Regions from separate parts of the Mus musculus genome. Here regions 1, 2, 3, 4, 5 and 7 are each linked to region 6. The links are chromatin loops, found by intact Hi-C in ENCODE. Cell type or tissue: left cerebral cortex. All regions are shown on one strand. Each heading gives the region's core, and the rest is flanking DNA. Links, peaks and the distances in the headings are about the cores only. Region 1 holds the start of Zbtb44 (zinc finger and BTB domain containing 44). Region 2 overlaps Prdm10 (PR domain containing 10). Region 3 overlaps Aplp2 (amyloid beta (A4) precursor-like protein 2). Region 4 overlaps Prdm10 (PR domain containing 10). Region 5 holds the start of Aplp2 (amyloid beta (A4) precursor-like protein 2). Region 6 holds the start of Gm10910 (predicted gene 10910). Region 7 overlaps Aplp2 (amyloid beta (A4) precursor-like protein 2).

The links. A loop is a pair of places that touch in the nucleus more often than their neighbours do. Peaks named below come from ENCODE experiments on the same cell type or tissue, not always from the same donor. Only the 100,000 strongest peaks of a DNase experiment are listed, where the experiment ranks them.
Region 1: a loop joins it to region 6, with 7 times the contacts of the local background. A loop is called at or near these places in 4 of 42 quality-filtered maps.
Region 2: it touches region 6 in a loop (7-fold over the local background); 6 of 42 quality-filtered maps call a loop at or near these places.
Region 3: it touches region 6 in a loop (2.7-fold over the local background); 8 of 42 quality-filtered maps call a loop at or near these places.
Region 4: a loop joins it to region 6, with 5 times the contacts of the local background. A loop is called at or near these places in 6 of 42 quality-filtered maps.
Region 5: it touches region 6 in a loop (6-fold over the local background); 21 of 42 quality-filtered maps call a loop at or near these places.
Region 7: a loop joins it to region 6, with 2.1 times the contacts of the local background. A loop is called at or near these places in 11 of 42 quality-filtered maps.

The regions. Positions count from the first base shown.
Region 1 is chr9:31,027,921-31,032,310 of GRCm38, reverse strand. Zbtb44 (zinc finger and BTB domain containing 44) reads right to left here and starts at 1,667. Exons shown (of 6, transcript NM_001115130.1): 1 at 1,353-1,667. In left cerebral cortex, for the core only: no CTCF peak of the experiment used is centred there; DNase peaks (open chromatin) are centred at 1,505 and 1,979; H3K4me3 peaks cover 2,600 bases; H3K27ac peaks cover 2,250 bases.
Region 2 is chr9:31,330,136-31,334,525 of GRCm38, reverse strand. All of the region lies in intron 6 of Prdm10 (PR domain containing 10), which reads right to left. Among named protein-coding and RNA genes, the nearest start is that of Prdm10, 19 kb to the right of the region's middle. In left cerebral cortex, for the core only: a CTCF peak has its summit at 2,439 (motif pointing left); DNase peaks (open chromatin) are centred at 2,449, 3,129, 3,448 and 3,779; H3K27ac peaks cover 1,788 bases.
Region 3 is chr9:31,177,148-31,181,537 of GRCm38, reverse strand. It overlaps Aplp2 (amyloid beta (A4) precursor-like protein 2), which reads left to right. Exons shown (of 18, transcript NM_001357698.1): 2 at 3,460-3,633. It also overlaps the pseudogene Gm33535. Among named protein-coding and RNA genes, the nearest start is that of Aplp2, 33 kb to the left of the region's middle. In left cerebral cortex, for the core only: a CTCF peak has its summit at 1,674 (motif pointing right); a DNase peak (open chromatin) is centred at 3,597; H3K27ac peaks cover 895 bases.
Region 4 is chr9:31,344,283-31,348,672 of GRCm38, reverse strand. It overlaps Prdm10 (PR domain containing 10), which reads right to left. Exons shown (of 21, transcript NM_001368846.1): 11 at 1,533-1,880. Among named protein-coding and RNA genes, the nearest start is that of Prdm10, 33 kb to the right of the region's middle. In left cerebral cortex, for the core only: a CTCF peak has its summit at 1,928; a DNase peak (open chromatin) is centred at 3,965.
Region 5 is chr9:31,210,304-31,214,693 of GRCm38, reverse strand. It overlaps Aplp2 (amyloid beta (A4) precursor-like protein 2), which reads left to right and starts at 2,846. Exons shown (of 18, transcript NM_001357698.1): 1 at 2,846-3,071. The coding sequence starts at 2,967. In left cerebral cortex, for the core only: CTCF peaks have their summits at 2,620 and 2,917; DNase peaks (open chromatin) are centred at 1,968, 2,802 and 3,617; H3K4me3 peaks cover 2,329 bases; H3K27ac peaks cover 2,354 bases.
Region 6 is chr9:31,278,728-31,283,117 of GRCm38, reverse strand. Gm10910 (predicted gene 10910) reads right to left here and starts at 2,189. Exons shown (of 1, transcript NR_165839.1): 1 at 1,393-2,189. It also overlaps a transcript of Prdm10 not described here. In left cerebral cortex, for the core only: a CTCF peak has its summit at 2,552; DNase peaks (open chromatin) are centred at 1,307, 1,999, 2,324 and 2,708; H3K4me3 peaks cover 2,482 bases; H3K27ac peaks cover 2,539 bases.
Region 7 is chr9:31,149,510-31,153,899 of GRCm38, reverse strand. It overlaps Aplp2 (amyloid beta (A4) precursor-like protein 2), which reads left to right. Exons shown (of 18, transcript NM_001357698.1): 15 at 401-486; 16 at 1,513-1,587; 17 at 1,908-2,063; 18 at 2,928-4,343. The coding sequence ends at 3,029. Among named protein-coding and RNA genes, the nearest start is that of St14, 20 kb to the right of the region's middle. In left cerebral cortex, for the core only: a CTCF peak has its summit at 2,638 (motif pointing left); a DNase peak (open chromatin) is centred at 2,695.

The sequences.
Region 1 (4,390 bases), core at 268-4,267, 250 kb after region 6:
GGAAGAGGCAGACTGTCTCAACAACAGCAACAGTAGCAACCACAAGAAAAACTGGCAACAATGCAGAGAAAAAGGTTGACCACCAGTCTGGTATCTATGTTCACTGCATTTTCCCTGACAACTTCTGTGAAACTGAAAACTTCCAGGCCATAAAAGAAATTTATATTACTACTGAGAAGTACAGCGGAAAAAGCCATCTTACCCAGGAATGTCTCTGGGTTCAATTGTCAATTGGGCAACCTGGGGCAAGTTACAATTAATATTACTAAGTTTCTGTCAATTCTATAAAACTCAAAAGTAACTATATCACCAGGTTCTAAGAATAAGACTATAGCTCTAACAAAGCAAAGCATTGTTGCACAAAGTAAGTAAACCTGGTTTTTGTAATTAATAAATACAAATCATCACAAAATACAAATGGATTAAGAAAACACTCCTTTTTATATTCCATGGGGAGAACTACAAAGACATAAACGAATATTATAAATCAACTGGAAATCAAAGTAAATAGGAACAAAAAAATCAAGATCTATGTAGTACTTTTTAAATCAAGAATTACCAAAAAGGCAAAAGGAAATATCAAATCTTTATCCAGCCTCTGTTGTCTATTATATGGTATAGTTCGCTTTGGGTATTAACTTATCTCTGCAAAAAAATGCTAATAAGCGGAAGTTGAGAATTTTTCTGAAAACACACATTCAACAGATTAGTATGCTTATATGCTTAAAAAAGTAGTTTTGGTCTTAATTTCTGTAAGTTCCGTGAAAGTACGTAAACATCGCGGTTTTCAATAGATTCTGGTTAAGGTTTACAAAAACCAAACTGATGCGATTTCCTTTAATCAGTTGTAACTTAGTTGTCATTTCACTTGCAGGTAACCCCTAGCTTTTTGTTAGGCCGACAGTAAAAAGACCAGCTACAGAGTGATCCTCAGGTAGGTGGGAGGGGGTTAGAAGTGTTTGCATTCTCTATTTCTTTTTAAGAAAAGTGCCGTTCCGACGCGGGCGAGTAGGGCAGCCTGGGAGAGGAAGGAATAAACAAGTCTAGGGCTCGCGCGTAGACCAGGTGAGCGGGTAATAAATGGCCCGGCAGCACAGCATTTGTTATTGGGCGGATTTTCTGGCCGATAGGCTCCCCTGGAAGATCTGGGTGACGGCTTCAGGTCCGCTGGGACCAAGGCCAGTCCCCCTCTAAGGATTAATCGCCAATGAGGGGGACCCTGTGGGTGCCTCCCAGCACGAATCAGGGTGACAAACCAGGTTTCCTCTCCCTCCCGCGTCCAGGTGGGTGACAAGTGGTGTCAGTCCCCAGGCCGGCCCGCCGTCTCCCCACTGGCCCTCCCCTCCCGTTACCTGCGGGCGGCGGTGCCGAGGCCCGGAGGCCTGCAACTGCTCCTCCTCTTCCCCGCCAGGCTGGGGCGGCGAGGTGGCGGTGGCTGTGGCGGTGGCGGAGGCAGCGGCGGTGGCGGCAACCCGGGGGGAGGGGGCGGAGCGCGCGACTGGCTCCTCTCCTCCCCCGGGAGGCTCAGGGGACCCTATCTCGGGCCGCCGCTCCTAGGCCAGTGTGCAGCCTGGGACTGGGCGCGCATGGCGGCGCCACTCACCCGCGTGGCCGCGAGGTGCGAGAGTGCGAGGCGCGAGGAGAGCGCCGGGCGCCCGTGGGCCTGAGGGGAGGAGCGAGGGGCCCAGCCCGCTGCGCACGGACGGCCGTTGGGGGCGGTTGGTCGAGGGCGGCCGAAGGCTCGCTCGCGCTGGCCGCGGCGGGGCGGGGTGGGGAAGGGGAAAGGGACTGAGGGGAGAGGACGGGAGGCTGGGAGGGAGCCGCCGCAGCGCGCGTGCGGGCGTGCGGGCGGGCGGGCGCCGCCGTAGCCGCTCGTTTCACTCCAGCCTGTTTGGGGGCACTTTGTTTGTGTCCCACAATGCTCCGCGCGGCCGGCCGGCCCGGCCTAGGGAGAGGGAGGGGCGGGGCCGCGCTGGAGGCGGTGCGCGGCTATTGCGCAAGCGTAGTGCGAGCTGTCCTTCGCCGGTGGTGCAAGCCAGACGCTGAAGCACAGCGGGCCTTGACCCAGTCTGTGTGCACTTGTCTGTGAGCTTCGTATGCATAAGCGCCATGAGGCCTGTCGGGTTGTCGTCCCGTAGCTGTGGTCTGGTCCTGCGCCGAAGGAAGCCAGCGTTAGGATGATTTGCTTTTCTTGGAGCTAAAAACCGAAAGAAACTCTCTTCCCCGGGTGGTTTCTGTAGCAGCAAAGCACTCCAGCATTTCCCGGTCGGGAAAGGAATCTGGGTGGTGTGGCCATTTTTCACACGTGGAAACTGAGGCCTATTAGGGCGTGGCCACGAGGGCCTCTGAGAATCTGGCGAGCTCCCCTGCTTTCTCCCCGATGATCAGCGATCCCCCGCAAGGGTTACTACCGAGCGTCTTGACAGGTCTAGCAGCCTTGTCGTACTTTGAGGTTGCCATAGCATTTTTCTGATTACCATGGCAGGAAGTGCAGTTCTGAGCAGACCAGAAAAAAAAATTGGCTCCCATGTCTTTTTTCTTTCCCCAACACAGACTGGCTTCTAAAACCTAAAGCAACTGTGAACTATTCCTTCCCTTACGGTGAATCCCGTTCTAGTACACAGTCTCGCCCTTGGGGAAGGGAATGTGTGGATCACCGAAAATTGACTGTTCTTCTCTAGAGGGTTACTGTCTGAGTTTCGGTCGCTGTAAAGTCTGCCTGTAGGATAAAATACCCTAAGGTGTGGCTACCTCGGACCTCAGGGAATCAGACCTGGCGATTGGGGGCACTGGGGGCGGAGTGGGTATTCCTGGAGGCAAGTGGGATTGCGCCCCAGAAGAGGAGAAGGGCAGGATACCAGTCAAGACCGCTGCAATTTGGGTGCTGGGCATGCTATGTACCTACACCTCCAGTTTTTAAACCGAAAGACTTCTTTGTGCAAGGTAGGTTGATCTCCCAGCTGCATTAGACACTTGGCTGCCTCTGACTTAAACCACCCTCTACCAGAGCACCCAAAGCGATGAAATTTTTCAAAATAATGTCAACAAAATCAAAGTCTATGCTCCAACAAATTTTCAAGAGTTAGAAAGTATTTAATCCTTGACAACCTAATCTACAACTTTCTTAATATTATTCTATCAAGTTTTTATTATTCCATTTCAGTGATGAGCAACATCAGAAAACAAATCGGGCCTGGCTTTACAGTGAGATTTGAAGAATCTTACTAACTACGGAGGCGCCTGAGCTAAAAAGGCCCTTGGTAGAGTGTGTACTGAAAACATATGTCATGGAAAAACAAGGGGAGAAGAATCTAGTGGGAATAAAGTAGACAAATAAAGCCTGTGTCTTAGTCTATTTAATTGGACAGCCAAGAGAGCATTCATTTGGGCATTTCTAATTGTGACTCAAGGGACAGAAATGGCGGTTAATGTTCGTAGGACAGGCAGAACTCAGGAGTGCACACACACACACACACACACACGGGGGGGGGGGGGTTGGCGGGGGGGGGGGGGAGAGAGTGCAAGCACCTCTCCTTTTTCTTTCTCTTAAGCTCTGTCTATTTCTCATTTTGTCTCTAAAAATGCTATCCTCCCAGCCCATTCCCACCCTAGGTCTAAAGAATTTATTAAGCAACAGGTGGCTGCTGGTCTCTTAAAGGCAAAGTTCTAAATGCTTGGAGAGGGTGGGAGAGAAAATGCAGCTTAGCCATTGTTGGAACCCTTCTCTGTATTTTGGTTTTGGGCAGGATCATTTTCTGTGGCCTCTTAGCCTCCCACCTTTTTTCTTCCCGAGCTAGCAGAGACTTGCCCTTGGGTTGCTAGAATAGGTAGACCTTTCTTTGACACCGTGTTGAATAATTCTGCTGGAAGGATTTTGTGAAATCGGAATCCTGTACACAGGTGAAACAAACAAACTAGACAGTATGAGGAACTCTTAATTATTAACCCAGTGTAGATGATTCTGAGGAATTCAAATTCCAGAAGGGATGATTGTTTTATCCATGAGCTGTTTGGGAAACCCGTTTCTGGCAAAAATGGTTTCTCATGGTAGACCCTTAACTGCTTAACTTACTTCTTTATTAGCTCCTTCCAACTGTATAAACAAAAACCAATCTCTTTTCCTTACCATGCATTGTGCCAGTCTCTAATGGTCCCCTTAGTTAGGTAGGTCAACTTTGCCACTTTCCTATCCTACTGCAAACCAATCCAATTGAACAATTCATGTCAACAATGCTCATCCCCACTGCCACCATCCTAAAATATAACAGATGGTACCCAGTTGTAATAATACTTACCTGGTTTCCCCTTCTCTTCACTGTCCAAGTGGAAGACAGAATTGTAATGCTTAGCAACCATGTCATTCAACAGCCAACAATTCCTATTGTTCTCA
Region 2 (4,390 bases), core at 212-4,211, 51 kb before region 6:
GGCCTCCAACTTGTAACTCTCCTGCCTCAGCCTGCTGAGTAGCTATGACTACAACCATGCACTGCCATGCACAGCTTTCATCCTTAATATTTAAGCAAGAATGGCTTTGCTGTCGTTTTGAATTTGAAGTGCTGGGAATGCAGCCCTCTGTATGTGCTGGCAAACTGCTCTACCACTGCTAGAACTAGCCATCTCAAATTCTCAATGTCCTACCTCCCAACAGCTACTCAGACATAAAATCTAAAACATGTCTTCTATTTCTCCATTCATTTGAGTAATCTTTAGCAAGAACCGTCCTCGGATGTGATATACCACCTGTTCAGTGTTTGAGCTACCAGATGCGTGCCCAACACCATTTTTTTGCCTAGATTACCACCTGGCCTTCTAACTAGCCTCTTTTTCCTTGCAATTCCCAATCACAATGGTAGTGGTGGTGGTCGTCGTCTTCTTCTCCTTCTGTTTAGTTTACGTGTATGAGTATTTTTAGCTTCATATCACATGTGCCTTGCCTGAAAAGATTATCAAAAACCCTGGAACTGGAGGTTACAGATGGCTGTGAGCCATCATGTGGTTGCAAGAAATTGAGCCTGGGTCCTCTGCAAGAACAGCAAGTGCTCTTAACCTCTGAGCCATCTCTCCAGCCCCATGGACGTCTTCTTAAAAAACTGGATTTTTCTGTATGGGTTTCCATTTGACTTTTCATTGTATGATAGACCTGAAAGTCTTAATTAATGATGATTCCCCCAAAGAACTCTGTGATCTCCCCAATACATCGCTACATACCTCAACCCTGTCACTACCCACCAATGGGCCAAGACGGCTTGCTCTTGGCTACCTGAGCATGCAGCGTACTTTCCAGCCTGGAACTGGACTCCAGGAATACAGTGTTGGTCCCTCTAAGTCTGCCATCCTTGCCCTTCACCTCTTAGCAAGCCTTCTATCCAGCATATGCAAATCGGTCCCTGTCTGTTACTCACTTTTGCATACGTCACTTACTCATTTGATATTGTTTGTTTTGCAACTTTCTGTTCTCCTCTCCCTTAGACTCAAGTCTGCTAAACACAGGGAAAGCCTGCTTTTTCTTAATGTAGGAAACACACGTGAAGTTCACTATGTATTAACTTCTAAATGAATTAATCATGCATAATTTTATGTGCATTAAATATATGAGTGTAGTAGTATAAGAAGACTTCTGTAGAACAGTGTTTTGTAGACTCTGTGTTCCACAATTCCTTAACTATGCCCCTCTGCTTATATTATCTTTTGAAGTTTGTCATTTTCCTATTACAAATTCTGTCCTAATCCATTACTTCCAAGACATATGTTTTTCCATCTCAGAAATCAAAATATAACTGGGTACAGTAGCATATATCTAGAACCTCAGCACTTAAGGGAGGACAATGCTGGGCTGCACAAAAACCCTGTCTCAAAGAAAACCAAAACAACCCCTCCCACCCCCCTGCTCCTCAATTCTGCACAGGCCTGGCCTGGCCCTGTGGGCTGTCCCCACCTCCTACAGGGCTCAGAGACTGTAAACAATTGCTAAGCAATTCAAGTGAAGATTGGAGGAAAAAAAAAAAAAACCTGTCATTTCAAAGCAGCACAAGGTTGGTGAGCATCTACAGGGTCTTGCTAAGGCACCAAGCAGAACTGTCAAATTTCCTGCTGATTTGATCAGAAAGCTCATTCATTCCCATGCACTGTTCACTTCAGAATAAATGCAACCCAATGGGACAGTGCAGTGTCAAGACTTGCAGACAGAATAGCAGTGATGTGAGAAAACACCCAAGAACATATCACTTACTTTGAAAATACTCAGGGTGTCCAGCATGGTGGGATAGCCTGAAATCCCAGCACTGGAAGGCTAAGATAAGATAGCCAGTGAGTTTGAAGATAGCCTGAGATACATAGTAAGTTCCAGGCCAGCCAGGCCTACACAGTGAGACCCTATTTTTAAAAAGAAAAGTACTTGGGGCCAACCATGCCTTGTTACTCACGCACCAGTGGGGCATAATTTTTAATTGAGCTCTAATCAAATGTAGAGTAGCTCCTTGGATGATGATGATGAAACAATCACTTTATTGATTTTATGAATAAACTACAATTTAAAAAAACCTGACAATATTCTTAATGGAGCATCTTAATAGCTGTTATGTCTTAAGAGCCAGTAAATATACCCTTGCCATGTTATAATATAACTAGTTCTTTCTGTTTTCACAACGGTTTCCCCAGATTATCTTTGAGAGATCTTGAACATTTTTTGTATTGGTTCAGAAATATTCATACTCTATAAGGTAATGCTGTAATCAAAGTCTCTGCTTTATGGTGGTGGTGGTGGTGGTGGATGTCCACCCGCACAGGGCAGGGATACGTGGACAGAGGTTAGGAGAAAGTCTCTTAGGAGCTGGTTCTCTATTGCCACCTTGTGGATCCAGGGACTGAATTCATGTCATCAGGCCTGTGTAAGTGCTTATCTCTACCCACTGAACCATCTCACCAGCCCTGGTTTTAAAACTGTCACTTTCTTTTTCTGGTAATTTAACCCAACACAGACAGTAACTCATACTTTGCTGGTTGATACCCTTGTCTTCTGCAATATTGAGGGTTCTCTCCAGAGTGCCACACACAGCAGGCACCCTCCACCGAGCTTTATCTTGAGCCCTTTTCGCATTTTTTAAATTATTGAGAAATCATTTAAACATGTTTTTACGATTGGTTTCTTCCAATTAAGCTCTGTTGCTGCAGTTCTCCACCTGCATCGTGAGGCCGGACTACAACACACTGCTCCACTTTCACATGCGAACATGGGAGTGATTACAGAGACCTCTTCCATCCAACTGCTTCCTTTTTATCTGTTTTGGTTCAGTGGTTGGTTGGGTCTTCTCTCTCTCTCTCTCTCTCTCTCTCTCTCTCTCTCTCTCTCTCTAACTATCCCTGCAGAGCAGCCTGGCACTAAACCCTGTCTCCCGGTGCTGAGATTAAAGCCATGCATCACCACTCCCAGCCTTCTTTTGTTCTCTGTACTGCTAGGTATCAAGCCCCGGGAGTGTTGCCTATGCTAGGCAAGTCCTCTACCCTGAGCCAGGTTCCTAGCCTTGGCTATTTATTACATCTTGCTGTTCTTTGGCTCTGCCCATCATCACGCCCACAGCTCCATCTGCTGTTTCAACGAGAGAGAACTGGGGGTGCAGCTCAGCAGCTCTCCACCCAGACCCAAGGGAGAGGGATGAGGAGGGGAGACATCTTTCTGTAACTAAAAAGCATTCTTTTCTTTCTTTCAGGCCATTATTATTATTATTATTATTATTATTATTATTATTATTATTATTACAAAACGTACTGGCTGCTACTCTTGGTACTATAAGGAGGAGGGAGCAGGAGACCAGGGAGTCAAGGTTGCTCCTTAGCTAAGTCATGTGAGTTAGAGGCCAGCGGGGACTACAGAAGGCCCTGTCTCTTATGGTTCTGGATAGATGGACCACAAGCCAGGGGATGCCCACCCCAAGCACAAACCAGAATCGATGTGTTATTGTTGTTTAAAAGATACAAATTTGGGGGGTAGGGAAATGTGGGCAGCTCTGGAAGGAGTTAATGGGAGGAAGTGGGAGTAACTATGACCAAAATACACTGCATGAAATTACCAAAGAATTAATAAAAATAGTTTTAAAGACCCTAACACAAAACAGACAAAACTTGTGTGTCAGTTGAGCGCAGTGGAACATGCCTGTAATATCCGGATGAGGGAGACTAGGCCAGGCACGTTTAAGAGCAGCCTGAGCTGTGCAGGGAAATCCACAGGCCCGGGGTGTAGCCGAGTGGGTGACTATCATGCAAAAGTACGAAAACCCAACACCTGGCAGTGCAAAAGAGAAAAAACAAAACCCAAAAAACAAGAATGCTCATGACATAGAGAATCATAGCACAATTTTTATTATGTCATTGAGTTCATAAATAAATTCTAACAATTATCCTCAAAAATTATTTCTGAAATCAGAAGCCAGCACATAAAATTATTTGAAAAAAAATTAAATTTTTAGATAAAGAAATCTTAGGCATACATCTGAATCTCACTTTATGAAATCTCCCATTTCACAAGAAACTCTTCCTCAGTACATACAGTGGCATGGGCACGTCAGCCACCTACCACCAGCACCAGTCTCCCCCACAGTGAGGGCCTCACCCCATGCTTCACACCCTGCTGTAGGCCCCTGACGAACATAAAAAATGGTCTATTCCCATTCTATTTCATTGACAAGATTATTAAAAGTCTACAGTGCACAATACAGTCAGCCCTGCTTGTTCAGGGTTCCACCAACAACAGAGTGAAAATACATGAATAACATCACCATCTGTACTGAAGCCCAAACATTAGGCATGATGACTATTTACA
Region 3 (4,390 bases), core at 108-4,107, 100 kb after region 6:
ACTGATGTGAGATCTGGCTGTTTCGCTCTCCTTCCTGTTGCTTTAACCTCTGATACTTTAGACTCTTTAGGGAAGATAGCACTGACCATCTCACTGCAGAAATCAAATGCACTTACACTGATGTATTGACCTCCGCGGTTGACCCATTAACTGAGCATTTATACAGTTGAAACTCTTGTGGTCTTTTAGCCAGCAACCATAATGAGTAACATGTGGAACATAGTCTTGGCTGATAAATGCACTAGAATCGACCAGTTCAGTGTTGTGGCTCAGTGGGCCTACACAACTAATCAACACTTCTTAGCCCTGTTCATTCTGAGCACTTAAGGTTCAGGCGCTTCCCCTCACCTTCCTGTCTTGCATATGATTAGATGTGGTACCCTAAATCCTATTTGTTTAGTAGATATCTTCAATGTTAGAGTCATACAAGATCATATGTAGTTGAAACATTGCTCAGAATTCTTTTTACTTCAAGTTTGTTTTTTTTTCTCTTTAAAATTTTATTTTAATTTTATCTATATGGGTGTTTTGTGTGAATGTAAATCTGTGCAGTACCTATATATCTAGTGCTTGCAGAGGCCAGAGATGTCCATTTCCTGAGAACTGAAGTTACAAATAGTTGTGACCTGCTATGTAGGTGCTGGGAGTTGAACCTTGGTCCTTTTAACTGTTGGTCCCCTTGGTGTTTATTTTTTCTTGCTATGCTTACTTTATACATTAAGCTTTATTATGGCATGGGAAAAGCATGTATACAGTCCAGTGTACTTCATAGCTTTAGGCCTTCACTGTGGGCCCAGGAACATAACTTCTGTGGATGAAGGACTACTGTGATACTGTGGCACAGATGCGTGTGCTCTTCAAGGGCACATTGCTCGAGAGGAGCCTTGCCTTTACTAAATACTATTTCTCGCCTATTTCTGAGCTGTTAAGGTCTTGTCATAAAACATGGATATTGCCAAAGAATGGCTGAAATATTTTTTATGCAGATTAGATAAATTCATTTATGAAATCTTTTCATCCCTTTCTTTTTTATTTGAAAAAGTTAGGCTCTTGCTTTGTTGAGCAAACTGGTTCCACACTCATGGACTTCTGCCTCAGCCTTTTGATGAACCAGAGCAATAGACACATGCACAACTTAGGGGAACCCTTTTTAGTGTTCTCTTTCCATGACCGAGGCTGCCACATACTGATTGTTAATTACTGTTGTATTATTTATAACAAAGTGCCTGAGACAGTCAGCTTTAGAAAAAGAAATGATGATATTGCCTTACAAGTTTGACAGCTTCAGTTCATGCTGTTTCACGAGCCCTGTGACTTTTGAGCATCATGGTGTGAGCCTCTTCTTACTGTACACCACCTTAGCCCAAGCTACCACTACTTTTCTGTTGGCCCATGCACTTCTAGCATTCTGAGCCCTTCCCTTGCTTACTCACAGTCTACTTTTACTCTGTAACCAGCAGAGGCATTGGGAACTAGAGCTCTGTTTAAATCTCTCAACACTTAAGTGATGAAGGCTGAGTTCCTTCCAGTGCCAGACTGTATGTAGACCTGGCTCTACTGTACTGCTTCCTTCATTAGCTCTACTCTAATGGAGGTCACAGTCTTCCTAATGTTCACTCAGTGCTGGGTTATTTTCCTCTTTAAGACTGTGAATCTAGTTTCTTTTTTAGTGAATTTTGACTTGACACTAGATGGCGTACTGAGGAAGTATATTCATTAAATATAGTTACTTGATGGAGATTTTTTTGTTGTTGTATGAGTGAATTAAGGAAATTATTTGGAGTTTTAGCTGTTCTTGGCTCTCATAATTTGCGTGTAAAAGAATGAATAGCTTGCATTAGACTAGATGGTGGTCAGGTTTGGGCTATTCTGAAGTGCTCAGTAGAGGTTAGAGTTCCCATTTCACTTCATCATATATACCCAAAAGTCATTGTCTTAGTCAGGGTTTCTTTTTTTTTTTTTTTTTTTTTTTTAAATTATTTATTTATTATATGTAAGTACACTGTAGCTGTCTTCAGATACTCCAGAAGAGGGCGCCAGATATTGTTATGGATGGTTGTGAGCCACCATGTGGTTGCTGGGATTTGAACTCAGGATCTCTGGAAGAGCAGTCAGTGCTCTTAACCGCTGAGCCATCTCTCCAGCCCCTTAGTCAGGGTTTCTATTCCTGCACAAACATCATGACCAAGAAGCAAGTTGGAGAGGAAAGGGTTTATTCAGCTTACACTTCCACACTGCTGTTCATCACCAAGGAAGTCAGGACTGGAACTCAAGCAGGTCAGGAAGCAGGAGCTGATGCAGAGGCCATGGAGGGATGTTCTTTACTGGCTTGCTTCCCCTGTCTTGCTCAGCCTTCTCTCTTATAGAACCAAGACTACCAACCAGCCCAGAGATGGTCCCACCCACAAGGGGCCTTTCCCCCTTGATCACTAATTGAGAAAATGCCATGAGTTGGATCTCATGGAGGCATTTCCTCAACTGAAGCTCCTTTCTCTGTGATAACTCCAGCTGTGTCAAGTTGACACAAAACTAGCCAGTACAATTGACCCCTTGTCAACTTGACACACAAACACTTTACTAGTAAGCCTCAACCCTTAGTTCTTATTCATCCCCAAGGTCTAAATAACTGTAAACATCCCAGAGTCTTTACATATTCTTAAAATTTCAAATCTCTTTAAAATATCCATTTCTTTTAAAATCCAAAGTCTTTTTACAATTAAAAGTCTCTTAACTGTGGGCTCACTAAAATAGTTTCTTCCTTCAAGAGGGAAAATATCAGGGCACAGTCACAATCAAAAGCAAAAATCAATCTCCAACCATCCAATGTCTGAGATCCAACTCATAATCTTCTGGGCTCCTCCAAGGGCTTGGGTCACTTCTCCGGCCATGCCCTTTGTAGCACACACCCTGTCCTCTAGGTTCCAGATGCCTGTCCTCCACTGCTGCTGCTGCTCTTGGTGGTCATCATCTCATGGTACTGGCATCTCCAAACCCCTTCAGTCCTGGGCCATCAATTGCAACTGAGGCTGCACCTTCACCAATGGCCTTCCATGGCCTCTCACAGTGCCGAGCCTCAGCTGCTCTGTGTGACCCCTTCATGCCTTCAAAACCAGTACCACCTGGGTGACCCCTGTCCCCTCAGGTGGGTGGCAGTTGAGTGGATGCAAGGGTCTTGACACACATGGAAATCATTTCTCTCCTTCCATCATGTAGCTCTTAGGGATCAAACTCAGTAGTCAGGCTTGGCAATAAGTGTCTTTGCCTGCTAAACCATCTTGCCAGGTTGGTGATCCTCCCTTCTCCCAGACCACATCAGAATATTCCTACAGGATTCTTCAGCATCTTCCAACTGTACTGAGTAATGTAGTTGTGAGATAATTGGTCCTGTATGAATCGTTAAATGACTGCCTTTGCAGATGTTTGGAATAAACCTGAAACCTCTGGTTTATCTTTTGCTAGGCTCTTGCAGCCAATGCTGGAACAGGCTTCGCTGTTGCTGAGCCTCAGATTGCGATGTTCTGTGGGAAGCTGAATATGCATGTGAACATTCAGACTGGCAAATGGGAGCCTGACCCAACAGGCACCAAGAGCTGCCTTGGAACAAAGGAGGAGGTTCTTCAGTACTGCCAGGAGGTAAGAGTGTTGCCAGAACGTTCCCCTTCTCCCCGCTTTTCGGTGTCAGGGTTGCATGTGTTCCCCTGCCCGAGACCCAAGCACTAAGAACTGGAGCTCTAGCCCCTTTTGTTTCTAAGTGTGTGTGGTGTGATTTAGTATTGCAGAGGTTTTGCTTCTTGATACCCAGTGAGATTTGTTTTGGGTTGAAAGCCTGCTGCATTTATCTTACATGTAGATTCCATTTTTAAATATAATCTATGGGAGGAATCAGAAATATAAACCATCAAAAGAAAACCAGCCTTTGTCTTAGCTGCATGCACTGGAACTAGAGGGAGGGAGCAGGTGCAGCCTCCACATGCAGAACAATGATGGTGAGTTTGTGGATCTGTAAATACTGCAGAATGCTCAGTGAACAACCACATCATTGGGACCCCATGACCATCAAGATGAATACAGCTGAGGTTGACAAGGTCACAGGCAGGTTTAATGACCAGTTTAAAACCTATGCTATCACAAGATAGGCAAGTCAGATGATTCTGTTCTCCAGCTGGCTAAGGCTGATGATGGTGTCTCAAAAAAACTTTGGAGGAAATTCAATAATATCTGCTATAAAAGTGAGAAACAAAAAACAAGTAGTAGCTCAGTATATTTTTATTTTGTTGTTAGACCATGGAATAGTGTAGTAGAACTTGAGGTTGATGTAGCATATGGGTGGTCTCGGGGGTACTTCTTCATTTGCAGGCAGGTTTATTGTGTGGATTTTGTTGTTGTTCTT
Region 4 (4,390 bases), core at 195-4,194, 65 kb before region 6:
TCAGTGTGACATAACTGCCTGCAGCCATGCACGCTCTGGGTTCACTCTCAGCTCTGGAAGAAAAGGGTTCTGAAGAATGAGAGATAGAAATCAGGTGACACTGGCGACACCACTTCATGAGCACAGCCCTGACTGCCATCCTCCCTGACGAGACAGAATCCCCTGACTTTCAGATAATTTTATAGCTTCACCTTGGATTCAACTCCAGTACTTGGGTGAGGGTGGGGACAGAGAAAGACAGGTTCTGGACTCTCTTAGCTATAAATAATAAATGAAAACGCGCTTTGGGAGAAGCTAAAGCTCAACAGAACAATGTGTGCTTAGCATCCGGGATACTTTGAATCCAACAGCCAGCACTGAAGTGAAAAAGAAAACAGCAAGTCAGCTATGGACAGAAGCTGAGTAGAAAATCCTCCTAGCTAGGCCTTTAAAGCACATGGATTCACTAACACTGGAGTTCCTGTTGCTATTACATTATGCCTTAACAACTTTCCTAACGGTACACAGAAAAACTAACTCTCCAACACTCTTACGGTCAGAGAGCTAAGAGTAAATCCCACCTTCCTTTTGCTTTTGCAAATATATATATATATACATATATATATATATATGTATATATATATATATTTGGATTTATGAGACAGGGTTTCTCTGTATAGTCTTGCTTGTTCTAGAACTGGCTCTGTAGACCAGGGTGGCCTTGAACTTATGGAGATCCACCTGCCTCTGCCTCTCAAGCACGGGGAATAAAGGCATGAGCCACCATACCCTGCAGTTTAAAGACTATTTACATGATATATTGTGATTTAATCATTTACTGAATGAAAATATTATCGGTTAAAATGAGATCAGGGATGCTCCGGGACTTCTCTAGTCCCACTTTGCCCCAATACTACAGGAGAGACAGTCAGTGCTTGCCACAACAACGTATCATAGACCAACTCTGTTTCCTTCCAAATACACAGCCTCACTAAAGCAAGAGAAAGCGGAATGGAAGGGAGATGTTTCCCATTCAGAAATGATGGAAGACGTGTGGCAGACTCTATACTGCTTCATGAGTAGTGGATATTTGGCAAAGATTTTTAAAAAGACTTTTGAAAAATAATAACCAGATGTAGTGCTTCAAGATGAATTTTATATTTCTTTTTAGTGCACGTGTGCAATGGTGCCCATGTAGAGATCAGAGGACAATTGCAGGGGGTAGCTCTCATGTGGGTTCCAGGGACGGAACTCAGATCTTCTGGCTTGGCGGCAAGCCCCTTTACCCACTTGGCTATCTTGCCAGCACAAGATGTGGTGTTTATTACTAGAAATATAACTTAAGACATTTAAGTAACACTGATCTGAACAGCTAAGGAAAATAATACTCTGTACATGAAAAGCAGTTTGAAAACTATTGCAAAGTTATTTAAAAAAAAAAAAAAAAAGGATGAAAAGGCAGGAGCTGGACAGTATGTCTCCGTTTTCCAAAAATTGAAGTTTCTTTTACTAAAAGATGGAAGCAGACAGGAATGTCAGTCACAGACACTCACCTGGATAAAATCTGGGAACCGTTTCTTACAAGTTGGGCAGGTGAAGCAGCCATCATTGACATGAATGGCCACATGATCTTTCAACAAATCAAGGCGGTCAAAGGATTCTGGGCAAAAAATGCAAGAGTAAGTCTTCTGGTCCGAGTGCAGCTTCATGTGGCTCTCCAAGGAGGCGCTGCTGATGAAGCCCTTGTTACAGAGATCACAGGTCAACGGGCAGTTCCCCTCCCGCCCATGGAAGCGCAAGTGTTGGTCCAGTTTGTCCTTTTCCCGGAAGGCCTTCCCACACTGCAGACACTTAAAAGGCCGGAAGGACTTCCGGATAAACAGATGCTGAAGAGCTGCATTCTGAAAGACACAAACAGGGCCGTGTGCTGAGGAGACCCAGAGTGACGCCTGCAGTTCAGAAGCTGAACTCAAGGACACACGGGCAAGTAAGAAGGGCTAAGGCTGACACAGCCCCAAAGTCTGTGGTGAAGAAACGGTTTCAGGGTTTCACTTTATATCCATACGTGCGCACTTCCTCTGGAGAGGGTTTAAGTAAATTTCAAACCATGTTTTCTCTCTCTCGTTCTTTCTTCCTTTCAAGATAGGATCTCACTATATAGATAGCTCTGGCTGTGCTACAACTCACAGAGATGCCCCTGCCTCTGTATCTCAAGTGCTGGGATTAAAGGCATGTGCCACTACACCCTGCTCAAAACTTGTCTTTAATAGAAAAAAAAAAAAAAAGAAATAGAAAAAGAAGGAAAGAAGGAAGGAAGGAAGGAAGGAAGGAAGGAAGGAAAGAAAGAAAGAAAGAAAGAAAGAAAGAAAGAAAGAAAGAAAGAAAGAAAGAAAGAAAGAAAGAAAGAAAGAAAGAAATCAAGCCCAGAGCAGAACAGAAGAGAGCCTGGAGATGAGGAGGAGGGCACTTGGGTAAGTGACACCTGCGTGGGGAGAGAGGAGGGTGGCAGTCAGTCAAAGCCCTCCATCAAAGAATCTGAAACAGATGAAAATGTTTCACAGTAAAGTTAAGAGGAACCAATGGGCAATCAGACCTTCCCGGGAGAGGGAGGGGGGACAAAGAAATAGGTATGGGGTTCCTTTGGACATCAGGCATTAAGTCAGTCATGGATTTTTCAATATGTGTATTACAGATCTCAATTCAAGAAAATGAGCACAATGGGAAATGAAGATTTATGTGAATGTATTTGCTCATGGGGCATGGACGTGAACACATCATAAATGGAAAATATGCACTAAAGATCTTAGAGAATGTGAAGGACTAGTTCCTATGGTAGTTCTAGAAAAAGCTACCCTCACTGCTGCCCTTCTGGTCTAAACAGGTCAATTTTGCTCTTTCCTTTTCAGGACAGATTGCCCTTCTGTGGCCGGTTATCTGCCTCATAAATCTATACAACTCTCTCAGGGAATCCAAGCCGAAGAAGGTAGATGCTCAGTGGAATCTGTCACAGCTGCTGACAAATAACTGGCACGTCACCAAGAGCAAAGCCCCACAAATCTCTTTCACACAGAGAAACCAGAATCAATACTTCGTTGTGCCACAGGAAGACTCATTCCTAAGACCCTCAAGGCACAGAGGCACAGGTCTGCATGGCTTTACGGTGGGGAGCTCTCCAGAATATACCTGGGAATGTGCGCACCTGGACAGCTCTAGGGGAAAGTCACTGAAAGAGCAATAGGGATTGTCATGTATTATCTATGCAATGGAGAAAAGGCAGAGATCAGCTTACTTTCATTTGCTTATCAGAAGCACCTTGAAAAGTAAATTTGTTTGTTTTGGTTTGGTTTTGTTTTTCAAGACAGGGTTTCTCTGTATAGCCCTGGCTGCCCTGGAACTCACTCTGTAGACCAGGCTGGCCTCGAACTCAGAAATCCACCTGCTTCTGCCTCCCAAGAGCTGGGATCAAAGGCATGCGCCACCACGCCCGGCAAAAAGTAAATTTAATAGGAAGTAATTATGGGGAAAAGCGAAATATTTATTTTTGATCTACAGAAATTTCTGAACATGGTCCAATTCACATACCAGGAAACCTTCTCCAACAAGCCTCGGAGAGGTATTTACCGTGCTAGCTAGTCATTTATTTTGAGTGGTAAACAACAATTCCGTTGTCTTCCTAAGCTGACTGAGGCTGCAAGAGGTATGGGAGGGGAGGACCACATATTCTTCCCTTCTGTATCTAGATCCCATAATAAACTACTTAGTCAGGGGAAATCTCACATATTGGCTTGAAAACTAATAAATTGTATTTCAAATAAAACTCTAACATTATTCCTAGGTGCTTTCCGACAGTATCCACAGAGATCCTGCAGAACGGATCTTTTCCAAATCAGCCCCGGCTGCTCTCATTTCCTCGAGCTGCTTGGCGCATTAGCCTGACACACACTTGGCAAGAAGGCTCTTCCTACTTTCCTCTACCTTCAGAGTGTTATGGGAAGATGCCAGAAAAACAGATGCTCCTCTAAGGTTCAGTGAAGATTTGGGATTTAGATCATGTCTGCGTGTAAGAAGCACTTCCTTGATCTAGCCTAGGACAAGTTTCTGCGGACAGACCTGCTGCACAATCGCACAGGGGCCTCCATCTCTCCTGGGTGCTAAATCCACAGCTCAGCTCTGTGTCACTCCATTGTGCTCCTCAGTCTCCCGTCAGTTCTGATTAGCATGAGGCCCTTTAGACACTTGGTTTTAACAGAGCAGCCACCTGGCTGCCCTTCCTTAGCTCCACGGTGTCGTTTCCATGGAGCCCTGAACATTGAGTGCTCAAGGGCTGGCCTGCTTCTCTCAGAGCTAGAGGGTCTCATGTTGCAAGGGAGTGAGCACAGGGCTACCCTACCCTTGACCCACTCGTAGGCCA
Region 5 (4,390 bases), core at 189-4,188, 69 kb after region 6:
TATGGATTCTGGCATTAGCAGCTGAACAGAGAAGGTGATCTTTGTTTAAATTCTTAGTGGATGATAAAGTGTAGCAACTGAACATGTACAAATTATTTAAAACCTGGAATCACTGACCAGAAATTTTACACAGTTGGATCATGGGAAGAGGATTAAGAATGAACCTACAGGGGCTGGAGAGGTGGCTCAGCGGGTAAGAGCACTGACTGTTCTTCCAAAGGTCATGAGTTCAAATCCCAGCAACCACGTGGTGGCTCACAACCATCTGTAATAAGATCTGATGCCCTTTTCTGGTGTGTCTGAAGACAGCTACAGTGTACTTAGATACAATGATAAATAAATCTTAAAAATATATATATATAAAAAAAGAACCTTTAATCCCAGCACTTGGGAGGCAGAGGCAGGCAGATCTCTGAGTTCGAGGCCAGCCTGGTCTACTCGAAACCCCCCCCCCCCAAAAAAAAAGGGGTGGGGTGGGGTGGGGAATGTACTGAAGATAAAGTGTGCTCAAAAGATACAGTGTGCCTAGGATGCTGGAAGACCTCTGTTCAGTTCCCAGACTTAAATAAAATAAAACAAAATAAAATACTAGTAATTAGACTTTCCTAGGAAGCTTCATAAATATATGTATATTAGAGAATCGGAATTTCTGGAGTTGTGGTCCTTTGTAATAAAATTCATAGTTGACTCTGAAACGCATCTTCAATTGGGAGCAGCAGTCATAGTCTGCATCTCACATATGTATAGGGTATACACAGAGGATCGAAGACTCCTGCACAAGTTAGAAATACAACCATGAACTCTGGGCCTTTTAAAACAAAGAAATGCATATGCCTTAAATGTATGTGGAAGACAAAGTCTGAGTCTTATGAAAATAGAACAAAATGATTATCTTAGAACCTTTTACTTTTGTGCACAAAGATAATAAAGGATTCTTAGACCTAGACCACATTTGGGATGAAAATTTACTGTCTGAGAGCTGCAAGAGTAGACACACTCCAACAGCATCATGTAATAAAGATAGAGTAGCATTTTAGAGTCCAGAACATGGTCGATGTGTCAATCACCTCTCATGAATACTCTTCAATGTCTGAAAATGCAAACAAACTTTTTCCAGTTCCAACTTGCTTTAGGCTGAAATTCCCTTACGTCATTTCCTAAATTCGTTTCCCCCCTCCCACATATTAGATGCTTTTACTATTTCTTCACAAGGGCAGGGAGACAGAGAAGAGAGGGGAAGATCCAGAAAGGGAGGGCAAAATCTTAATTTCCCTTATCTTTTCTAAGGGCCACTAATCCTGTCCTGAAATGCCCCCCATCCATGACCTCAACTAAATCCAGTTACCTTTCAAAGGCCCCACTGACAAGTGCCACATTTGTTCAATGTATAAATGAGAGTGAAGGTAAATTCAGTACTAAACTCATGCTAATTCTAGGGCCTCTGGATTGAGTACTAACATTTATCGAATGAGGTCCCCATTTGGAGACTCACTGGGCGTAATTCATGTCTTGTCAGTGATGTGAGAGACATAGAGACCTAGCCATGGGAAAGTGCCACGGTATGATACAGCCCTCTCAGCATTCTGAGGTGGGTGAAATGACATCTGTGTAAGGTGTTTCCTGTAGGTGGAATGGAGGATTGTGGGAATGGAGCAGGAGCAGGAAGGGCTGTGCAATGGAAAGGTGTCTGGCATCCATTGAGAATGAGGCAGAGCCAGTTTGACCACAGCGGGACTGCTTACGTTGGCGTGCAGTTGCAGAATGCATCTGTAAAATACAGGGTCCTTACTGTCCCACTCTGCCCACTATAGACACTGTCTCTCCCTCTCCACTAAGATGCTTCCTGCGGAGAGGAACTTGGTTCTTGATATGGTTGAAGCTAAAGAAATGAGTCCAGGTCTCTGCAGAGGGTGGTACATAAATCACCCGCTACGGAAAGGAAACAAAGCCAGCAGAGCCCTCGTGATGGAGAGGACAAGGTGCCAGTTGTGAACTGGGGCAGCAGGCCGCTTTCCCAGGAACCAAGATGCTGGGGAGCATGAAAAAAGAGAGAAAGCGTGTCTTTTGCTTTAGAGATCTTAAACTGAAGAAAAATGATGCCAGAATCCTGTCCTGAAACACATGAGAAGGGGGGTGGGGGGGTGGGAGCTTGTGTTTCAGTGGCCTGGCGCCACTGGCCTCGGCGGGGAAGGCCTCTCTGTGCCGCAGGGGCTGTGACGACGAGGAGGGGCAGGGAAAGGACCTAAGGAGCAGAGGTCAGCGGTGTGCAGACACTGCGGGTTCAGGGGCGAAACAAGGGCGCAGAGGTCTGGGGGGGAAGAGCGCGCCCCGTGCAGCGCTGGGGAGAGCAGAATGTCGGCGTTCATCCTCCAGGGCGACAGGGTCGGTCCTCTGCAAACCGTCCGGAACTCCCAACAATTCATCCTGTTTTTAATTAAAACATTTTCCAGAAGCCCCAAAGAGGGCGGTACCCAAAGGAATATGGAAAATATCCTGCAGGGTTAGGGGAGTGGGGCGTGCCCAAATCCCGATGCTGAAGGTGGATGATGTAGAGCCACCCCAGGAGACAACCAAACAGGAGCCTCCCGCCCTGGGAACAGCGGCCCACGGTCTACCCGCGAAGACTCCTGCGCCCCCAGCCTCGGGTCCAGAGCGGGGGCGGGGCTGGCCGTGGCTTGGGGCGGGGCCACGAGGGGGCACGCGCTGGGCGGGGAGGGGAGTCGGTGTATCCGTGCTCTGATTGGACCTGGGCTAAACAAGGGGAGGTATCTTAGGCCAGTTATGCCGGCTCGTATTGGGTCCTGTCGAAGAGGGGCGTGGTTTTGTGAAGTCAGTTCCGGTCGATGTAAAACCCCCGGGGCGGCGGCGAACGGGCTTCAGACGCTTCTGGGTCGCGGTAGGGAAGCGCTGTAGCCTGGCTGTGCGAGAGACGGGGAGAGCCCAGCGCCACAGCGACCTGGAGAAGGATGGCGGCCACCGGGACCGCGGCCGCTGCGGCCACCGGCAAGCTTCTTGTCCTGCTGCTGCTCGGGCTCACGGCGCCCGCTGCGGCTCTGGCTGGCTACATAGAGGTGAGGACCAGGCGAGCTCCCGATCTGCGTCTCCTCCGGTCGCCCGGGAGCACGGCCTGTGGGCGGGCGTGGGACCGGGGGCGCGGCGCGAGGCTCGGCGCAGCGGCGGGTTGCCTTCCCCCCACCCCGCCCGCGCGCCTCAGCTTTGCGCAGAGCTTAGCGCCGAGGTCGGGCTGCCTCTGTCGCCGCAGAGGCCAAATGAAAGGCGTCGGGGCTGCGGGGCCGCCCCAGCCCCCTACCCGCTGGCGGCGCCGCCGCATCCTCGGGGACACCGCACCGCGCGCTCTCCCTCCCCCGGGGCCGTGCGCGCCTCAGCCGTGCGCCCTGCGGCCCCGCGGCGCTCTAAATGGGGCGGCCTGCACCGGGTCCCCGGTGCCCGCAGCGGTCGGGGGCCTGGGCTTCGGGCTCGCACCTTGACGGTCGGCGCGCAGCAGTCGTTGACCAGGTGGACTTGGCAGCGGGGATGCGGCTCCAGCCCTGGCGAGTGGCCGAGATGCCGAGGGAGCGGGGAGAGGAGGCGCCGCCAGGGCAGCGGGGCGCTCTGCGCCCTCCCTTGCCTCCCAGTCGTTTGCACAAGTCTGGCAAACTAGGGAGCCCGGCTTTCCTCCTCCCAGGGGACGTTGAAGCTATCCACCAGTACATTTGGAAAGCTTCAGGGGGTACTTTACGTGGGTCAGGGTCACAGTGATTGTTCTGCACCAGAGGTCACCCCCGTTAACCTGGTGAAGTCGTCTAGGGTCCCAGGTGGTTGGCGGGAGTTCAGGCCGCTGGAAGAGCCAGGATGTCGGATGTGGAACCCGTACTGCAGCTTGCTCTGCACCTAGCCTCCCCGCAAGAACCCTCTGTCGCCTAGGGAGACATGGGACTTTATTTTTACTTACTTTCTCGAAATAATGCTTGAACTGTAGGACTGGACTGTGTGTTTCTGGTGTTGTTTATTTCTTCTTGCGCCTGCTTGTATTAAAAAAAAAAAAAAAACCCACCGTGGCTTTCTGTACGTTGAGCCAGTGTCAGAGATTGCGTTTGATAAAATAGGCATGACCTGAGAATGTTCTAATTAAAAACCCGGCTCAGAGTGAATTCATTTCTACAGAATGTGTAAATATTTCTATTGGTAAAAAGATCTAATGAGGAAAAAAATCTTCCGGATGGCACATCTTAAAACAATCTTTGTATTCATCTTGCTTGAAACTTTTTGACTGAGGTGGGAAAAAAAGATAAGTCTTAAGTAGAAACAGTTAATGTTTATACACACGAACTTTTCGATTCTTTCAGCTTCCACACAGTTGGTAGGGCTGTATCTGTGATCCCTGATAAGA
Region 6 (4,390 bases), core at 99-4,098:
GCTCTATAGATGGATCTGCTTATGTCTCGCCAGTGCTGAGATTAAAGGTGTATACCAACTTTTTTTTAATTGTTCGGGATAGGGGTCCAGGTGTACAATGTGGAGTTAGTTCTCTCCTTCCACTAGTATATGGGTTCCTGAGAACAAACTCTGGGAACTGGGCTTTCCAGGCAGACAACTTTACCTGCTGAGCATCTTCTCACTGACCCAGGGTTTGCTTTTAGAAAGTAAAAGGAGCCAGATGTACTGGCATACACACCTTTAAGCCCAGGAGGTGGAAGCAGGCAGATGTCCTTGCGTTTCAGGCCAGCCTGGGTCTATCTTTTCAGGCCAGCTAAAACTGCACAGTGAGACTGTCTCAAAAGAACAAAGCAAAACCCGGAGTAGCAGGGCTTGGTTTTAATCTCCATTAATCCCAGCAGACACAAGCTGCTCTGAGAGTTCCAGGCCGGCCAGCCAGCCAGCACTGCACGTCTCAAAATAATGTTTTAAGTAAAATGAAGAAGAAAATGACTCTTTTAGTTCATAGGACTGAGTGTGGCAAATCACCAGTGAAGTATTTAAGCACCCATCTACACTTAAAACAGATATTAAGCCACAGGAGGTGCTCACACGAATATCTTGTGTACATTTGTCCTTGCATGCAAAGATCTAAAACACACCAATATTAGTAGTAAGGATTTTATCTAGTCATTATGTTTTAGGGCTTTTTAGTTCTTATGCTGTTTCTATGATAATCATGTGTTACTTATATTAAAAAGGAAATTGGCCAGTGCACTCTGAGGTCATACTGGAGTGGCATTCCATAATCACTAAATAAAAAGCATTTAGGGGGTCTGAAGACACAGCTTGCCTCACTTGGTCATGCTCACCTACATCAAGGTCTGCAATACAATGTACAAATTGCTTTTGGTGGAATGTTACAAATCATTACAAAATGTAAAAATGACTTAATCTGGGGGGGAAAAAAACAAACCTTAAGGGAAAACTAGAAGGTGTATGTTATTGGAATAATTGAGTCCGTTGGAAAAAAAAAAAATCTTGATCCATAATAAAAATGTAAACCTACTAAATGACAGAGGAAGTCGTTCTCCTGAAAATAGTTCATTTTGTGTCAATTTCGCCTCATTTTGTAAAAAGTAAACCCAGTGAAGTTACTAAATATACTAGATGACGCAAACATTGTATGTTACTTTGCCCCCAACCAATCCCGATTTCGTTTTTTCAGTCCTAGAGCAACAAATAAGTACAGTTCATGGGTGCAGAAGGTATTGTGGTGGCCCCAGCGGAGGCGATGGGTACAAAAGAATACAATGTAATGCCGCACACCCTCGGGCCCACAAAGACCTTACTGCTGCAGTGGCGCGAACAGGTCAGAAAGCGAGGCTAATCAAGAGTACCTTTTGCTTTAATGAAAAGTAGATACATTTGCCCTTAAACACAAGATTAGTGAAAGATGTGCAGGCAGGCTCTTAAGAATTCAGGGTATGGGATTTTTAGCTGGGTGGATTTCATCAATGACACCACAAAACCACCCCCTACTCTCTGGCTTAAGTGTACACACACATATATATCGGTTGAAATCCAACTAATCCATCTAACAAGGCTAAAATTAATGGCACCCGAATTTAGTAGCCTTCGTACACCGGGAAGGCAGATCGCAACTATGCCATTTTTCCTAGTACCAATTCAACCTGGCTACAGACTTTCCTAGTTTTAGCGTTAGCTCAATGAGAGCCCGACTCCTAAGAGACCCGCCTCGCTCGCCAGTTTTCTTGGTCCTCGGCCTCCGCCCTACCCAGCCCGCCATCGCGTTTGCAGACCGACCCGCAGGGGCGATCCCCACACCTCTGCGGGCGGGGTGGCTGGGAATCGCGGGCCGGGATACCCGCACGAGAACCCACGGCCGCGCGCGCCACCACCCCCCGCACGGGTCCGGCCGGCCGACACCCGCCCGCCCAACCGCCGCCCGGCGCGCAGGCAGCCCAACCGCCGTCCCGGCCCAACCAACGCGGGAGGGGAGAGAGGAGCGCACGGCCGGCCGGGCAGGCGAGCCGTTCGGGGGGCACGGGGCAGGCGGCGCGCCGGGGAGTCGAGGCGGGCGGCGCCGAAGCCCACGCTGGACGCGGGGCCCGGACGGCTTCCCGAAGGGGACTCTCCCCTCTCCGCGTAGAAGGTGCAGATGGTTTGACCCCCCACCCCGAGCGAGGTGCCTCGTCCCAGCCCCGGCTGGACTGTACCATCGGGCGGTGCCGCCGGGATTGCTCCCCCCACCACTACCATCAGTTCCCCCCCCACCCGGGTCCGCGGTCGGTTGGCCCCGGCCGGGCGCTGAGACGCAGAAAGAGCTGGGCGCCATTTTGGGTGGGACTAAGCAAAGACGAAACACTCTCCCAGGCGATGGGATCCTCTGGACCCCGGTTTATCCGGTTCCCTTAATCCTTTAGGTACTTACACGACGTTGGGTGAGGGGAGCTGGAAGATCAGCGGGTCCCGGATCCTCTCTCCCTAGGGGTGATGGAAATCAAACCCCCCCGCCGCCTCCAGGTGGTTCTTCCCGCCGCAGAGTGGGAGCAGCATAAAAGGCGGGGTCTTATTAGCATAATCTGCCTGGCAACCTGATCTCAACGTTATGTGATTGGCTAAACTCTGAAAGTCCCATGCTGTTCCTAGAGACTGGGAACGCTGGGCCGAATTGACAAGCCCAGATTTAAGAGTCATGACGAAAATCCTGGGACGCTAATTCAGTCGGCAGAGAAGCCAAAAGGAGACTCACACAATGGCCCAATGACTGAAGGCCTCTTTATTTCGTGCTCTGCAGTTCGTGTAAAACCCAATAGAAGAGCGGGTCTCTGGCGGTGCTCGCCTGCGTTTGTACTCTAAGCCAATCAGAAAGCCCTACTGTTTGCATTCGGGGTCAAGGCCCATCTAAGAACCTTGGCGGGCAAGTGAAGGGGCACAGTTCAGCATGCTTGAGCGTCCGCTGTGGGAGATCCAATGCACACCCGAGTTCCCAGCCCACCTGTCCCGATCCTGGAAAGCTCTCGAGGTGTGGGCTGTGCATATACCCGCCCCAGGGCGGACCTGCCCAGAACGCGCGCGCCTGGGGCACTACTGGGACACGCCTTTCCGGGACTACAGAAACCGGTTAAACAGACTGCGGCCCGCGGGCCCAGGAGTGGCCTATCAGCCTTCCAGACACAAGGGGACTGGGTCATCAGACCTTGCCATCCCCTTAGAGCGCCTACACTACCCCTCTCTTTTCCACCATTTACCATTCTGGAAAGGCGTTTTTCAGAAGCAATCGGAGTGAGGATGTGTCTCAGAGTGCTTGCCTACCACACTAAGTCCGGTGCTCCAGCCCCAGCACCACATAACCCTGGAGTTGTGGTGTACCCGGAAGGTGGAGGCAGTAGGAGCAGTTAAGGCCAGCTTAAGCTACTTGGGACTGGTTGAGGTTTAGTCAACAGTGAACAAACAAACAAACAAACAAACAAAAATGACAGAACTCCCTTCTTTCTTAACTTAGGACATCCACATCATACTGTCCCTAAAGACTGCCTTCTCAAAGTTCAGCCAGGTGTGTAGAAACAAGCTCAGGCTTTGAAATGAGACAAACTGGGAACTCCCCGACTGAAAACAGGAATGGCAACCAAAGGCCAGAGACCTTCGCTCTTTGTGTCTGCAGGGAATATTTTCATTGCCCATGACCTGTACTTTGCTGTGTTGCTTTGAAGGTTAAATGAGATCATACTTTAAAATTCTCTTCCAACACTGACTAGAACTTTAAGAAACAGAAATGTTAGTGATATTAAAGCCTTCAGAGAGACAGCAAGATAACCCAAACTCCTAGTCCCAGTTCCTGAGTGCAAAGGCAGACTTGTTTGAGGCATACACAGTTCCAGGCCAGCCAGCAGTATACAACAAAATTCAGGTTCCAAAACAAACCCCCGTACAAAACTACTGGCTAGCCAAGAAAAAAAAGAAATACCAGGAAACAAAAGACTCGAGGATAGCAAACATCCACAGGGAGAAATACTAAAGTCCATTCGACTATATTGCCTACAGCTTTGTTTAAATGCCTTGAGAACAGTGAAAAGCTGAGGCCAGTTTTTAAAACTCAAAGACAGGGCGGCTGGCCATGGGAGGCAGGACTTAAGGAAGAAGCTACGATTTGTTCTTCTGTAGACTTGGGAGCAGGACGTGGAATCAAGGCCGTCAGTCAGCAGGCCCTGCTGAACCCAGTAGAAAAGAAATCATGAAAGGGAGACAGATGAGCCGGGCTCGCATTTGTCACGTGCAGCACTGGTGTCTCCTCTTTGGATCTATTAAAAAGAAGCCATGTGCTTCTGGAATGTTTTATAGTAGCCAGAAAAGTCTCTGGAATGAT
Region 7 (4,390 bases), core at 253-4,252, 130 kb after region 6:
CACACATGCATCTATTCAGTAGGCTCTAGGTACCAAAGAATTATGTGGTTGCGTAGCAGGTGCTGTTAGAGTCATAGGCAAGGGCTGGAGCATGCTCTATATTCTGGAACACCCTCAGGCTCAGCTTCTCTGCAAAGCTTACATTCCATTTCTTCAGGTGGGAGACCAGGAAGTACTTTGTCTTCCTTCATTATATGCATCAGTCTTTTGAAAATGCTTGTACCATTCATCCTTGCAAAGCACAGCGCATCCTCAAACATGCCAATGCAGTGACTGTTTCCAGAGTCATGGGGGTCTTTGATAAGAAGCTCTCTGGCCCTCAGGCAGGGATTTGCTGCTTCTGAGAGATTGGCCTGAGGTGGGCTGCCGAGGAACTCAACTGTGAACATTTTCTACACAGGCTCTGGAATGGCAGAACAAGACGGGGGACTGATTGGTGCAGAAGAAAAAGTGATTAACAGCAAGAATAAAATGGATGAAAATATGGTGAGCCGCTTGTCTTTTGCATGTAGCACGCTTCCTTCTGTACACTGGAGCCAAAGGCATGGTAGTACATCCAGGCCAGTGAGTGCCCTTCTTGCACGAGTAGACAGTAAGGGAGCAACCACGCCCACTTATTGCAGATGAGGGAACCCATGAAGCTGATTTTTTTTTTTTCATTAGTATATGGTAGAAAAAACATACCTGTAACGAAAAGTATGTATCAGAGGCTATTTTCATTTCAGGTAAGTAAGTATTTATTAGGTGGAGAATTGAGTAAAATTGAGTTTTCTTACACCTCCTTTTTTTTTCCTGGTGTTTCTCTCCATTTAGATTGTTTAATTACCTTCAGCTGAACTAGATTTTGTTTTTTAGTTGTGTGTGTGTGTGTGTGTGTGTGTGTGTGTGTGTGTGTGGTGTCCCGTGTGTGTGTATGTGTGCGTGCTTGCGTGTGTGTGTGTGTGTGTGTGTGTGTGTGTGTGTGTGTGTGTGTGTGTATAGGTGGTGTCCCGTGTGTGTGTGTGTGTGTGTGCGTGTGTGTGTGTGTGTGTGTAGGTGGTGTCCCGTGTGTGTATGTGTGTGTGTGCGTGTGCGTGTGTGTGTGTAGGTGGTGTCCCATGCGTGCTGTGGTACGCAGACACATCAGAGGACGAGGAGCTCTTCTTTCTTTCCATGTAGACCCCAAGGATCAGACTGAGACTGTCAGGTTTGCTGGCGGGCACTTTGACCTGCTGAGTGCTTGCCGGGCGCGAGTTTATGTTTAAATGTTTGTTAGTTGTCTGTCCTGAGCTTTGTCACCACCACAGTTCCTTCAAGGAAAGTTCAGGTAAAGAGCCTCACAGGACTGGAGGGGCCTCCATACAGCACGTCTTCCCTACACTTACCCCTCCTTTTGGAGGTTTGCTGAGTGGATCTGGATGAGTGTGATGGAAGAAAACCGCTTCCCAACACCCCATAGCATTGTAAAGGAGTGACATTTATGTTCATTTCCCTCCAACTCACTGAGTAAATGCTGCTGTTTGTGACTTTCAGGTCATTGACGAGACTCTGGATGTTAAGGAAATGATTTTCAATGCTGAGAGAGTTGGAGGCCTTGAGGAAGAGCCGGTATGTATTTACTCCAGAATGGAAGGGCTGTCTTCATGTCTTTTTCTTTTCAGTCATCTTAGTTCAAGTGGAAATGAAAGCTCTGTGATATTTTCAGTTACTAAGGGGCTCTTGTCCTGGTTTCCCATATTTCTGAGTAAGAATGCAAAAAATGAAAATGTCCATGTAGATTAGAAAAAGTGGGCAACTTCCCTGATATGGTGACAGAGCAGGATCTTTGTGTTGTCCTGAGTTTTTGAAACCACCTGAGAGGCCCATGGTCCTCTCTCGGTGTCCAGGGAGTCACCGGACTTTGTTTCCTGTGTGCTTTGTTGTTTTAGGAATCGGTGGGACCTTTAAGGGAGGATTTCAGTTTGAGCAGCAATGCCCTTATTGGCTTGCTGGTTATCGCAGTGGCCATTGCTACGGTCATCGTTATCAGCCTGGTGATGCTGAGGAAGAGGCAGTACGGCACCATCAGCCACGGGATTGTGGAGGTAAGGACTGGACTGCCTTCTCCCTTTGATCCAAGCTGATGAGGGCTTGCTCTGCACTGTCAACCGGGGGTGAGTGGTTAGGTCTGGAACTGTATGTAATTCAAAGATCTGGATTAAGTGCTGGGCATGTTGCTGCTGTCCTTGGTATTAATCATTGGATTATTAGGACACATTTTGAAGATGAGCCATTGCTGAGGTTATGTTGCTCTTGTTTCAAGAGACTATCACCCACTTTCAGAGAGCCACTTGTCACTGTGGTTTGCAAAAAACCGGTCCTTTAAAAGTTCAGCAAAGGGCTGGAGAGATGGCTCAGTGGTTAAGAGCACTGACTGCTCTTCCAGAGGTCCTGAGTTCAATTCCCAGCAACCACATAGTGGCTCACAAACATCTGTAATAGGATACAATGCCCTCTTCTGTTATGTCTGAAGATAGCTACAGTGTACTCACTTATGTAAAAAAAAAATAGATCTTAAAAATAACAAAAAAATAAAGTTCAGTAAATGTGTCAGTCAGTCACAGTGTGCTTCAGTTTCACAGCAACTTGAAAAAGGGAACAGTACTGCCACCTTGTGGTAAAAAAAAAAATGACAGAAACAGGAATCCCAAGGACCCAACTGAAATTGTCAAGTTTGTTGACAGTGTATTTGTCTCAATGGGACCAAGCTTTCAGAGAGAAGCTTTGCCTCTCTGACCGCCTCCCTCCCTTCCTATGTCCTTGACACCAGCTCCTGTTTGATCTGTCCAGATAAAAAGCATGCTGGGCTGCTTTGAGTCCACGGGATTGGACAGGGAATAGCCTGATGTCCTGATGCTCAGCAGGCCTCTTCAGTATCCCACAGTGACCTGCGGTCTTTGTTCCTACAGGTTGACCCAATGCTCACCCCAGAAGAGCGTCACCTGAACAAGATGCAGAACCATGGTTATGAAAACCCAACCTACAAATACCTGGAGCAGATGCAGATTTAAGGACAGCGTGTGTGACACCCTGGCTGAGGCTGCTGCAGGTGGGCTGGAAGAGGCTCAGCGTTTGTGCTTGACTGCTGACCACCAGTGGTGCCAGAAGGCCTCATCCTACATCCTGCTCTCCTGGATTGTTAAGACTATAAAGTACTACTGTAGGATTGCAATTTCCATTCTTTTAAATGGGTTAAAAAGATGTTAATATAACAATATATGATATATAAACCTTAAGTGAAATGAAAGAAAAAGATCTATTGCAGATATCTGATGGATGTAGTTTTCTTTTTTTAAATTAGAAATGCCACTTCTATTGTATTGTCTCACACATGCTCTATATAAATGGGAAATGTTGATTTTTTTGATGATAGACTATATACACAGGCTGTTCCCGTTATGTAAGTCAGTTCTTCAGGCTCATTTGCTGTGCTGGTTTTACTATTATTTGTTTTCAATGTATAAAGGCAGTATTTCCCTTTTCAGGTTGCTGAGAAATGTAAGAGGAGCTGAAGTACATTGTATGCAGTTACTGACTGCTTTAGGCATAGTCTCCGCAGAAGCCTCGTGTGTCCAGTGCTGGGTGTTTGGGTGCTTCTGTACCAGCCGTCCCCAAGCAGGGCTAAGGCACCTTGAACTAGCCAGATGCAAACATAGATTCACTGTGCTTTCCTTTCAAATCCAGTTCTTCCACAGCAACTAGCCCATAGTCAGTCTGTGTTCTTCCACAGTTGTTTACGGTAGCCTTTTCCTATCCACTTCCCTTACCAAGTGTATCCAAGCGTGCACCCACCTCCTCATTGGATGGCTCCCTCCATGCACTGACCCTCTGCCTGCCTTTGTACCTCACTCACCTCCACCGCTCTCCAGCCCCTCTGATGGCCACTCAGAGAATACCATAATAAACATGGCTGAGGACCCAGGAGAGTTCACGGGAGGCTTCATCATATGAAAGGACAATGTTCTGGGTTGTGCATGAAATTGGATCTGTAGACACTGTGGAAACGTTTGAAAGTGTTTGTTTCCTTCATATGAACCTGTAAAATGCTGTGTAGCTGGAGTTCACGCTCACAGCCTTTAGCGCTTTGTTGCTTGTTTTGTTTTAATCTGAAGGTTCTGGTAACCTGTTTTTGTTTGTTTGTTTATTTGTTTTGGTTTGGTTTTTGTACTTTTCTGTGACTCACCTGCCCTTCCTTCCCCCCTTGGCCCTAGCCGTGCCTCGTCCCACTATGCACAGATTGAAACTTCACCTACAAACCTGTTAGTGTGATCTGTGGAGAATGTACAGAACTTAACTACATCAATAAACACTTTAACGTCCCCTGAGCACCTTGTGTTCCTGACCATGGCTTCGATCTATGCTGATGGAGCGT